Linked DNA regions of Homo sapiens: all the other regions are linked to region 3. The links are chromatin contacts, found by Hi-C or POLR2A ChIA-PET in ENCODE. All regions are on one chromosome and are shown on one strand. Each heading gives the region's core, a stretch centred on a gene start or an enhancer-like site at or near the end of the contact. The rest is flanking DNA. Distances are from core to core; before and after follow the strand shown. Region 1 holds the start of TET3 (tet methylcytosine dioxygenase 3). Region 2 has its middle 93 kb from the start of EVA1A-AS. Region 3 overlaps M1AP (meiosis 1 associated protein).

Evidence for each region. A loop is a pair of places that touch in the nucleus more often than their neighbours do. ChIA-PET counts read pairs that join two places held with the same protein, here RNA polymerase II (POLR2A). Pooled maps may share reads with other maps.
Region 1: a pooled map shows a loop between it and region 3 (6-fold over the local background). The contact joins the promoter of TET3 here to the enhancer-like site in region 3. A Hi-C loop is called at or near these places in 1 of 37 single-sample maps with no recorded cell type and 2 of 50 pooled maps. POLR2A ChIA-PET finds 5 or more read pairs at or near these places in 1 of 52 experiments (activated B cell).
Region 2: a loop to region 3 is called in a map with no recorded cell type, with 13 times the contacts of the local background. The contact joins two enhancer-like sites. A Hi-C loop is called at or near these places in 6 of 37 single-sample maps with no recorded cell type and 3 of 50 pooled maps.

The regions. Positions count from the first base shown.
Region 1 is chr2:73,983,020-73,986,691 of GRCh38, forward strand. It overlaps TET3 (tet methylcytosine dioxygenase 3), which reads left to right and starts at 1,891. Exons shown (of 12, transcript NM_001287491.2): 1 at 1,891-2,138; 2 at 2,961-3,672. The coding sequence starts at 3,385. RefSeq lists enhancers at 267-1,190, 3,084-3,313 and silencers at 1,364-2,053, 1,812-2,010, 2,434-2,603.
Region 2 is chr2:75,429,671-75,433,394 of GRCh38, forward strand. No RefSeq gene overlaps it. Among named protein-coding and RNA genes, the nearest start is that of EVA1A-AS, 93 kb to the right of the region's middle. RefSeq lists enhancers at 3,067-3,146, 3,157-3,426, 3,627-3,706 and a silencer at 3,497-3,586. Within about 2 kb of position 2,206, at least 3 of the 41 ENCODE cell types and tissues checked have a DNase peak (open chromatin) inside an H3K27ac peak, as active enhancers do.
Region 3 is chr2:74,568,874-74,572,753 of GRCh38, forward strand. All of the region lies in intron 7 of M1AP (meiosis 1 associated protein), which reads right to left. Among named protein-coding and RNA genes, the nearest start is that of DOK1, 16 kb to the left of the region's middle. RefSeq lists enhancers at 2,274-2,373, 3,371-3,580. Within about 2 kb of position 2,423, at least 3 of the 41 ENCODE cell types and tissues checked have a DNase peak (open chromatin) inside an H3K27ac peak, as active enhancers do.

The DNA of each region.
Region 1 (3,672 bases), core at 641-3,140, 590 kb before region 3:
AAGATGGAGTACCTAGTCCAAGGTCACACTGTTACCAAGTGGCAGATTCAGGTTTGGAAGCCAGAGTTCTCTGGCTCCTGAGCCATCTTCTTCACCTCACTGTCACACTTTCTGAAAACTGTATACCAAACAGGGAAATGCCTATGGTACAATGTTAAGTTAAAAGAGGATGGCAAATTGTATAATCAGTGTGAGTAAATCCACAAATAGGAAAGGCTACAAGGAAATATAGCAAATGGTTAAATATGGTTGTAATTTGGTGATTTTTCCCCTCTAGTATCTGTAGTCTCCACGTCTTCTTTATACACATTTTTTATTAATAAAGTTGCTTATTAAAAATATATTACATTAAAAACAATTACGAGTCTGCAACCTGTTCCCCTGTTTGAAAATTGCACTCTCTTGGTTTTTCGTCTCGGTTCTAGTCTTACTACCCTGAACAGAAACTCTTCAGTCCTCCCAAAGGCCATGGTAGGAAGTGGATATTGCAGCCATGTTCACCCCCACCCACTCCCTCGCTGACAACCTGGACCCTGGAGCAGGCTGTCAAAATCAGAGGGAAGTTCCAGATAGAACCCGGGCTGCTTTACCGCCTAGGGCTTTCTGGACAGCGCTACTTCAGATCAGTTACTTTTTTTTCTTTCTTTCTAAATAGCCGGCCGAATGCTCTTTTTCCAGTTCTGGCTAAGCTGTTAGCTGCAGCCGGGCGGCGACGCCTGCCAGGTACCTGGCTCCGTGAGCACCGCCCAAACTGGTCAGGCCAGTCCGTCCTGTGGCTGTTTCTGCCAGGACTCGCCCGAGTGTGTGTGTGCGCGTGTATGTCAGAGACCCACCCTGCTCCCCTGCAACCGAGGTAGGTGGAAGGCAGTTGCAGGCACCAGCCTGGCAGTCAGGCCAGATGGGTGGGGCTGAATTAATCTAACCTGGAATTTCAACTTGGCCTGCACAACAGGTGAGGGAAAAAAGCAGCAGAGAGAACGGGCAGTTTGGCAACTTGGAAATATTCCTGAGCCCTGCCCCTTACCCCCTGCCTGGAACGTAGCCCAGGGTGACTCTTCAAAGTGTCTGCGCCGGGTTTTAGGGCTTAGTCGCCCCACGGCCCCCTCGAGGCTGTCCGAGGCCCTCCTGAACGCTGTCCTCCTCAGTTACCCTCCGCGACGCGCCCGTTCCCCCTCCTCTGGGAGGCAGGGCGGGGGTATCGGATTAGTCTTTGTTTTCGACGCGAAAGAATCGAGCGCGGCGCGGGGGAGGCTGGTGATGGCAGGGCCGTGGGGTCCACCTGGACAGGGCATTCGGCCGTGACCCCTGCGAGGGTGCCCTTAGCCTCTGCCCCCGAGCAACCCCTTCTTGCCGGCCAGGCTGACTCGGTACGCAAACGCGCGATGTCCCCCATTGTCCTGCCTCGGAATGAGCCAGCGGCAGCTGGGACAGGGGGGTCAGTCGGGCCCGGCGCTCAGGCCTCCCGGGGGCGCCGGGGCTGTCCCGGACAGATCTGGCCCGCAGGGAGTGGCAGGAAGTGGGGACACCGAGCGAGGCTCGGCCGAGGGCCTAGGCTGGAAGGTCCGCGTGCCCCACCCCGCCTCGCCGGCCCCGGCTGCAGCCCCGCCGGAGGGCGAGGGTGGCCAACCCGAAGGGGGCGGCCGCCTCCCGGGAGGGCCGACCGCGTGGGTGGGAGCCACTGCAGGTGCAGAGAAGCGGCGGCCGGGCCGGAGCCTGCCCCAAGCCGCTCGCAGGCCGCCCACCCGACCCCTCCCCTCCGCGGGAACCACCCCCCTCTCGCCCGGCCCGGGGCCCGGCCGGGCCGGCGGGGCTCGGCGGGGCCGCACGTGTGCGCCCTCCCGGGCGGGGGAGTCCCCGGGCGAGCACGTGCCGCGGTGCGCGGGGGGCGGGGAGTCCCGCGGACGCCTTCATTGCTGCTGCTGCTGCCGCCGCGGCCGCCGCTGCCTCTTCCTTCCTCCTGCGCCGTCCCCTCCTCGGCCCGGGCGGGGGGCTCCGCGCGCTGAGCTCGGTCGGGCCGGGCGCTCCGGGAGGCGGGAGCCCCAGGCGGCGGCGGCGGCGGCCGCGACGGTGGTGGCGGCGGCGGCGCGGGCCGGGAAACTTTGCCCCTTTGTGCGCTCCGCCCCGGAGGCGGCGGGCAGGTCGGTGCAGTCGGTGCCTTTCCGGCTCCGGAGTGGGGGAGGGGCGGCGGGAGGCGCGGGGGGCCCGGCCCGGGGGAGGGGGAGGGGACGGCCCGGATCCGGCGGGGGGCCGCTCCTCCGGTGCGGGGGGCCGGACTGGGGTGCTGCGGGGCGCTGTGCGGCTGAGCCGGGCGGGGGTGGCGGGGCGGGGGCGGGGGCTGCGAAGCCGCCGGAGCGGAGTGGCGGAGGCCCCAGAACAAAGGAGCCCGAGCGGCGGCGCGCGCGCGGCCCGGCCCGCGGCTCGAGCGCGCCCCCCTCCCCGCGCCCCTCGGCGGCGCGGGCCGCCCTCCCCAGTCGGGCTGGCGGGCTGCGCTCCGGCGGCGGGCGCGGCGGGCGCGGGCTGCCCAGGGCGCGCCCCCACCTCCAGGCGGCTTCCGTGCCGGGGGCGCCGGGGCAGTCCCGCCGAGCGAGGCTCTCAGCAAACTTTATTTTGAAAGCTCAGCTCCCTAGGGAGGGCCCGGCGGCCTCCAGCCAGGGCGTGTGGGGGAATTTTGGTGAAACTCTCACCAGCCCGTGGGGGTGGGGAAGAGGGCAACTTTCTTAGAAATCTCACCTTGATCACCCCCTTGAATCCAGGGCCCCCAGCAGCCCTCAGGCCCGAGGCCGCCTCCCTCAGACAGGGAGCGGGTGCTGGGTGCGTCCTGCCTGAGGTTCTGGGCAGGACCTCAATTGAGCAAGCCCCATCTCTTCCCCCATTTTCTCTTCCCAGAAACAGGAAGAAGTGACACGTGAAAGTTGTCCCTGAGCCCCGAGTGATGCGCTTCCCCTTTCTGTCTTTTTCAGGCAGCACTGCCTTCTCCAGCGTCCAGACCCTGGAGGAAAAATACCAGGAGAAACTGCTCACTCAGCTCTGCCCCCACCACACCCCTACCTGCTCAACTCATGCCTGGGTCCAGGGTGGGTGAGGGTGAAGAACCCACCGGGCCAAGATGATCCCTTTTCTGAGGGCTGCTGCTGGTGTCCTCCCCCAGATCCTGGGCCCCAGCAGGTGGGAGAGTGGCCCCCTACGGAGTCCGATCAGACTGCTGCAGAGGAGGTGAAGAGGGGTTGAGAAGAGGCATCCATCCACGAGACTGAAGCCACTTGCCTTCACCCTTGTAGACTCTTGACTGTTCTAGGCGAGAAGGACCTGTTGGTGGCCTTTGGAGGTGGCAGGAAACGACTGTGGTTCTGCCCCAGCACCTATGACCCCACCTCTGGCAGCATCATGAGCCAGTTTCAGGTGCCCCTGGCCGTCCAGCCGGACCTGCCAGGCCTTTATGACTTCCCTCAGCGCCAGGTGATGGTAGGGAGCTTCCCGGGGTCTGGGCTCTCCATGGCTGGGAGTGAGTCCCAACTCCGAGGGGGTGGAGATGGTCGAAAGAAACGGAAACGGTGTGGTACTTGTGAGCCCTGCCGGCGGCTGGAAAACTGTGGCGCTTGCACTAGCTGTACCAACCGCCGCACGCACCAGATCTGCAAACTGCGAAAATGTGAGGTGCTGAAGAAAAAAGTA
Region 2 (3,724 bases), core at 956-3,455, 860 kb after region 3:
AATGCTAAAAGGACATCAAGCCAAGAACTCCCCACCTGATCCACAGAGAACTGCCTTCTTTTCCAGTTTGAATTCTTCCAAATTAGGGTATCTTAATGGGACTCTTATAATAGGGTGTACTCTCTCAGGTGGGAAACTTGTGGAATGATCTGTGGCATCTTTCATCAACTTCAGCTTGTCTGCACTGTAAGTGGTAAAAATATCTTTGGTAGTTATAATATTAAAGTAGGCTTCCCCCTTTCTTTTCTAGAAGTTTTATGGAAAGAGATAGAATTTTAGGCAAAAAGCATGACTCAAAAACATGGAGATGTGAAAAACATGGTGTCCTGGGGAATGATGAGTAATTTCATGTGGAGACTATAGGGTATACAGAGAATGGAGCAAAGGGGAAAGAAACCAGCATTCAGGGATTTGTTGAAGTCAGGTAGTAAATAAACTTAAACACTGTGAGTGCTAGTTTCCTGTTGCTGTTGTAGCAAATTACCATACACTTAGTGGCTTAAACAGCACAGATGTATTAGCTTACAATTCTGAAGGTCAGAAATCCAAAATAGATCTTACAGGCTAAAACCAAGGTATCAGAAGAGCTGCACTGCTTCTGGACATTCAATGGGAGATCTGTTCTCTTGCCTTTTCCAGTTTCTAGAGGCCATTTGCATCCCTTGAATTGCAGCCTCTACCTTTGTCTACAAAGTGCATAATTTCAGCTTCTGCTTCTGTCCACATCTCGTCTCTGACCCTGTCCCTTCTGCTCTTGTTTTGTAAGAACCCTTGTGATTACATCAAGCCTATCCAGATAATCCAGGATAATTCCCCCTCTCAAGATCCTTAACTTAATCAACCTCAACAAAGTCCCTTTTGCTACATAAGGTAACGTATTTGCAGGTTCTAGGAATCAGGATGTCAATAAAAAGAGGCAAATTCTGTAAGATATTTGAAGAGATTTATTCTGTGCCAAATACGAGTGACCACAGCCTGTCACACAGCCCTCAGGAAGTCCTGAGAACACGTGCCCAAGGGGGTTGTGTCAGGCCTCTGAGCCCAAGCTAAGCCATCATATCCCCTGTGACCTGCACGTATACATCCAAATGGCCTGAAGTAACTGAAGAATCACAAAAGAAGTGAAAATGGCCTGTTCCTGCCTTAACTGATGACATTACCTTGTGAAATTCCTTCTCCTGGCTCATCCTGGCTCAAAAGCTCCCCCACTGAGCATCTTATGTCCCCTGCCCCTGCCAGCCAGAGAACAACCCCCTTTGACTGTAATTTTCCCACTACCTACCCAAATCCTATAAAACGGCCCCACCCCTATCTCCCTTCTCTGACTCTCTTTTTGGACTCAGCCCGCCTGCACCCAGCTGGAATAAACAGCCTTGTTGCTCACACAAAGCCTGTGGTGGTCTCTTCACATGGACGCTGTGTAAGTTGGGGTGCAGCTTGGTTTTATACATGTTAGGGAGACATGAGACTTCAATCAAATACATTTAAGAAATACATGAGTCCAGTTCAGAAAGGCAGGACAATTTGAAGTGGGGGGCTGGGGGGAGCTTCCAGATTATAGGTGATTTTTAAATTTTCTGGTTGCCAAATGGTTGAGTTTATATAAAGACCTGGGATCAATAGAAAGAAAATAGATAATGTCTGGGTTAAGATAAAGGATTGTGGAGACTAAAGTTCTTAGTGTGCAGAGAAAGTCTTCAGGTAGCAGGCTTCAGAGAGAATAGATTGTAAATACTTCTTATCAGACTTAAGGTCTGTGTTGATGTTAATGCCAGAGAGGCGTAATGAGGCATGTCTGAGCCCCACTTCCTGCAATGGCCTGAACCAATCTTTCAGGTTAAATTTTAAGAGTGTCCTGGCTGAGGAGGAAGTCCATTCAGATGGTTGGGGTGGGGGTGGGGGGGTTAGAATTTTATTTTTGTTTTACAAGGACTTAGGTGTTTTTGGGGAACATAATTCAGCCTACCATATCATGCAAGAGAATTTAAACTGTACTGTGTCAGCCAGGGGTTAAAATCTTAATGCCTACCAGGGCTAGGCAGGTAAAGAAGCATCTTAGTCCATTTTGTCCTGCTATAAAAGAATACTTGAGGCTGGGCAATTTATAAAGAAAAAAGATTTATTTGGCTCACAATTCTGGAGTGCTGAAAAGTTCAGGATTGGGCATTTGCATCTGGCAAAAGCCTCGGGCTGCTTTCACTCATGGCAGAAGGCAAAGGGGAGCCAATGTGTACAGAGATCACCTGGTAAGAGAGGAAGTGAGAGAAGGAAACTCTAGGTTCTTTTTTAATAACCAGCTCTCATGGGAACTAATAGTATGAGAACTCATTCATCTCAACCCCTCCCCAGAGAAAGGATTAATCTATTCATGAGGGATCCACCCCCAGTGACACAAATACCTCCCAGTAGTTTCCACCTCCAACACTGGGATCAAACTTCAATGTAAGATTTGGTGGGACAAACCAACCATATACAAACTCTAACAGAAGTAAATAAAGCAGTCTGGTTATTAGCCAACAGGAAAAAGTGAAGAAAGTGAAAACTCAGAGAGTACTATCTAAAGTGAGTTCTGAGTGTTATCAAAATAAATGCAAACCAGTGTTGCCTGATTACCTGATTCTTTTGGAGAAGCTAAGATCCAGATATTTATGTAAATTTTACCAGTTTTATAAACAATTTTCCAGTCTCTACTGGAATCCTACAAGGATTTTCATGTTAGGAGTTCCTGGTACTAAAATACCTCTGAAGACAGCATTGAAGGAAAGAGGCTAGGAATTAGAATGAATCAGAAAAAACTGTAACAGTGGATAAGAATGCAAACCATAGAGGAGAATAAAATATTTTAAAACCATATGCCCAACAAAGGACTAATGTCAAGAATATATATATATTTTAAATTCTCCAAATTCAATAACAAAAAAGCTAACAATCCAAGTAGAAAATGGGCAGGAGGCATGAAAAGGCATTTCGTCAAAAAACAAATACAGAAGATAAATAAGCACATGAAAAGATGTTCTATGTTTTTAGCCATTAGGAAAATGCAAATTAAAGCCATAGTGAGATACTACTACACATCTATCAGAAGCTCTAAGATAGAAAGAATGACTGCAGTCAAGATGGCCAACTAGAAGCAGCAGTGATCAGACGCTCCCACTGAAAAGAACCAAAACAGCATGCAAATCCAGCACCGGCAACCAAGGTATGCAGGTTCTGTCATCAGGACTGACCCTAGGCAGCTGGCGTGACCCACAGAAAGAAAGGAAGAGCAGAATGGTGCAGTGGCCCACCTGAGAGCCACACAGGACAGGGGAGCTTCCACCCCCCAGCCAAGGAAGGTGGTGAGTAAGAGTGCTATCCAGCCTGGGAAACTGTGCTTTTCCCATGGAACTGTGTAATCCACAGATTAGAAAATCTCACTAGTGAGCTCACACCACTGGGGCCTAGAAAACCACAAAGCTGAGCAGATTCTCAACAGCCACTCAGCTAGAAACTGCTTAAACAGGCTGAGTTCCTGGTGGGGAGGGGCAGCCGCCTACTGTCTAAGCCTTCCAAGAGACTTGGAGGAAGGGCAGCAGCCAACAATGGGACTGCTAGCTGTCTAATACACTAAGCTCTTGGGGTAGAGGAAGGGTGGCAGCCATCTCTATAGCTCCAGGCTGCACTTTTCCCTGGCTGGAGCCAGGGAGGCTGGAAGGCTTGGTCTTAAGAGGTTATTCCTCACAGG
Region 3 (3,880 bases), core at 1,173-3,672:
CTAGTGAAACAGGATGCTCAGCCACCACTCTGTCTGCCTAGTGTGGGAAGGGTGAGCCCTCTCTAGAGAAAGCTAACACCAGCTGGAGTCTCTACAATTTATTTATATATGTTATTGCCAGGTGTGACAAAAGACATGTGCCACATGTCTGAAAACCAAGAGAAAAAAGAGACAATAGAAACAAATCCATAAGTGATCCAGGTATTGGGGTTAGGTGACAAGAACCTTAAAATAACCATGATTAGTATATTTAAGAAATTAGATGAAAATATGGAGAATTTCTTCAGAGAATTAGAATCTACAAAAATGAAACAAATGGAAATTGTAGAACTGCTAACCAACCACTATGTGGAAATCATGTGTTAGACATGTGCTGGGTGCTTTACACACGCAATATTTAATCATCTTAAAAACCACATGAGGTATATTTTATTGTCTATATTTTATATGTGATGGGACAAGAGTTACTAATGTGTGTGTCATGCACCTTCTCCCTCACTCTACTTTTTTTTTTTTTTTTTTTTTGAGATGGAGTCTCACTCTATCACCCAGGCTGGAGTGCAGTGGCGCGATCTCGGCTCACTGCAACCTCTGCCTCTTGGGGTCAAGTGATTCTCGCGCCTCCCGAGTAGCTGGGACTACAGGCATGTGCCACCACCCCCAGCTAATTTTTGTATTTTTAGTAGAGATGAGGTTTCGCCATGTTGGCCAGGCTGGTCTTGAACTCCTAACCTCAGTTGATCTGCCCACCTCTGCCTCCCAAAGTGCTGGGATTACAGGTGTGAGTCACTGTGCCCAGCCCTCCCTCACTCTACTTCTATTGATTAAAGGAGAAGCCTTATCAGCTTTATTTCTTAGTATTTTAAATAGGTAGAAAGAGACAGGACCTGAGAGAGAGGAGGACTACATTATGTCAGAGAGGCTAAGTCAATTTATAATATATGGCTGAGAGAGGGAGGAAGAGGATTGAGAGAGAACAGGGACTGAGGAGGTAGAGATAATTTGTGTGTGTGTGTGTATGTGTGTGTGTGCATGCGTGTGTGTGTGTGTGTGTGTGTGTGAAAGGTTCTAGGAACAGCTTCAGGTTAGAGATAATTGAGGAGTGGGGGAAGAAAATTTGAGAAATGTCATTATGGGTTATGAACTAGATCCTTTTTGGTGTCCTTTGAATACACAAATCACTTTAAAATTTACTTTTGGGCCTCTGATAGTGCTTCCATATATGCCATTTGTGCAGAGACTAAGCCACGTAGGGGCCATTAAATTTGTTAGGGTTACAAATAGATGAATACACCAATACTTAGTGAGGGTAAGCAAGTTGCCTAAGTTCACACAGTCGGGAAATAAAAAAAGCGTCAGGAACCTAAGGCCGTCTGATTCCACAGTCCAGGATTTTCCTGGACAACACAAATTATATTTTACTACAACATATTAGAAAACTGCCTTGCCTTGACTCCTCCAAAAAGAGAAGTAAGAAAGGGGGGAATTTCTATTCTGGGCCTAAATTTGACCAAAGCCTAGGAATTGGTTAGTAAAGTGGGGAAGCGATAGAAAAGGCACTATGTCAATCTGGAGTTTGGGTAGTCAAATTATATCTGAGACTTTAATCTCAAACATAGGATCCTATATTTAAAAACCTATTTGAAATATGTTTTTCTCCAAAAAGAAACAGCATACAAATGTCTAATGACAAGTGGAAGAAACTAGAGAGCTCCCATTCAAGAAGTACCATTTGAGTTTGGTCTTTCAGGATAGGGTAGGATTTGAACACACAGAGATGAGAGAAAGGTCAACATGAGCAAAGGCTCAAAGGTGGAAAAATTTAAGGTTTCTGTATTAATTTGGTTGGAGTGTATGGTACATGAAGGGGAATAATGGGAGATAAGGTGGGACCTTGAATATTAGGCTAAGGAATATGGACTTTATGGATAAACAATAGTAAGCCACAAAGTATTTTTCAGCTGAGTAGTGGCAGAATCAGTGCTGAATCAGATTAATCAAAAGATTAATCTGTTGGCATTATGTGAAATGGACTAGGAATGGGAAGCACTAAAAAAGCATTGAGACAAGTTGAGAGATTATTGCAGTATTAAAGGAAAGGTTAAAAGGGCTTGAATTAGGATAGTGATAACAGATGCTATAGGGATAGAATAGGCAAGGTGTAATACGTGATTGAGTATTGATACATAGAAAAACATGTGATAGGGGAATGCTTCAAGGAGATTAAGCTAGTGCCAATGTGCAGGGAAAACCAGAAGAGAGAGAGATTGGAGGCAGGGAAGCCAGTTAGGAGTTTACTGAAGAAGTCTTGGTGAGACAAGCAGTGGGAACAGGAAGTAAAGGAGAGTTACAACTCATGTTATGAGTGGAAAATTGATATGACTTAGTGATGGAGTAGGTGTAAAGGGTGAGATGGCTGAAAGTGACTGAGGTTTCAAGCCTGGGTGACTAGACAATGGCGGTGCTGCTATTAACAGAAAGGCAGAAGTTAGAATGAGAAGTTGGCTGGAGGGGAACATTACAGTGAAAAACAGAAGGCAAGAGAGTTAAATATGGAGCTGACTTGAAATCAGATTTTAAAAGAACATATGAAAAAGGTATATGAAAGAATAAAAAACCAAAGATGGAGTTAAAGAAGCATGGCAAACTTGTAAAAATAGGCTTAGGAGGTTAAAACCCTAAATAAGTCTCGTCACACTTAAAAATATTTGTGTTGAATTAATGAGCTGAAGTTTGTGAAAAGTTTGTACTCTATAACATACTGCCATTCAGGATTTTTGCTGCTTGGAGAAAATGTCATGTGAAAAACAAGAAGGAAGAGGCATTTAAACACTGTTTTGCGGCCAGGCACGGTGGCTCACACCTGTAATCCCAACACTTTGGGAGGCTGAGGTGGGCAGATCAACTGAGGTTGGGAGTTTGCGACCAGCCTGACCAACATGGAGAAACCCCGTCTCTACTAAAAATAAAAAATTAGCCAGATGTGGTGGTGCATGCCTGTAATCCCAGCTACTCGGGAGGCTGAGGCAGGAAAATTGTTTGAACCCAGGAGGTGGAGGTTGTGATGAGCCAAGATTGTGCCATTGCACTCCAGGCCTGGGCAACAAGAGCGAAACTCCGTCTCAAAAAAAAAAAAAAAAAGAAAGAAAACTGTTTTGCTGCTGTCTTTTCCAGAATAGGAGAGTGGTCTTTAATCTAGATGAGGTGGACCAAACGGAGTAAAGAGAACAGCAGTACAAGATGAGTAAGCCGTTGTTATGAGTACTGTGCCATTTTAAGTGAGTTCAACTCCGCTGAAGTACAGAAGCATAGGGTGTAAGTGAAGGAGAATTAGCTTCAGTGTTATAGTCTGTATTTATCTGGCTACATCCAGAGTAGGGAATTTAGCAAAGAAGTTAAAAACATGGGCTTTGTAGTCAACAGAACTAGGTTCAAATTCTTTTTAAATTTTCTTTCTTTCCCACCCCCCCTAAGCAGTGTCTCCCTCTGTCGCCCAGAGTGCAGTGGTGCGATCATGGGTCACTGCAGCCTTGAACTCCTGGGCTCAGGCAAGCCTTCCACCTCAGACTCCCGAGTAGCTGGGACTACAGGTGTGAGTCATTGCTCCTGGCTAATTTCTTAATTTTTAATAGAGACAGGGTCTCACTCTGTTTCTCAGGCTAGTCTTGAATTCCTGGGCACAAGTGATCCTTCTGCCTTGGCCTCCTAAAGTGTTGGGATTACATGTGTGAGCTAGGTCCTCAAACTCTGACAAGACTACTTTGGTAGCTGTGTGACCTTAGGTAACTTACTTGGTCTTTTTAGGCCTCAGCCTCCTCCATCTGCAAAAGTTGGGATAACAATCTCTACTTCAGATTATTGTGAGGATTAAATGAGGTAA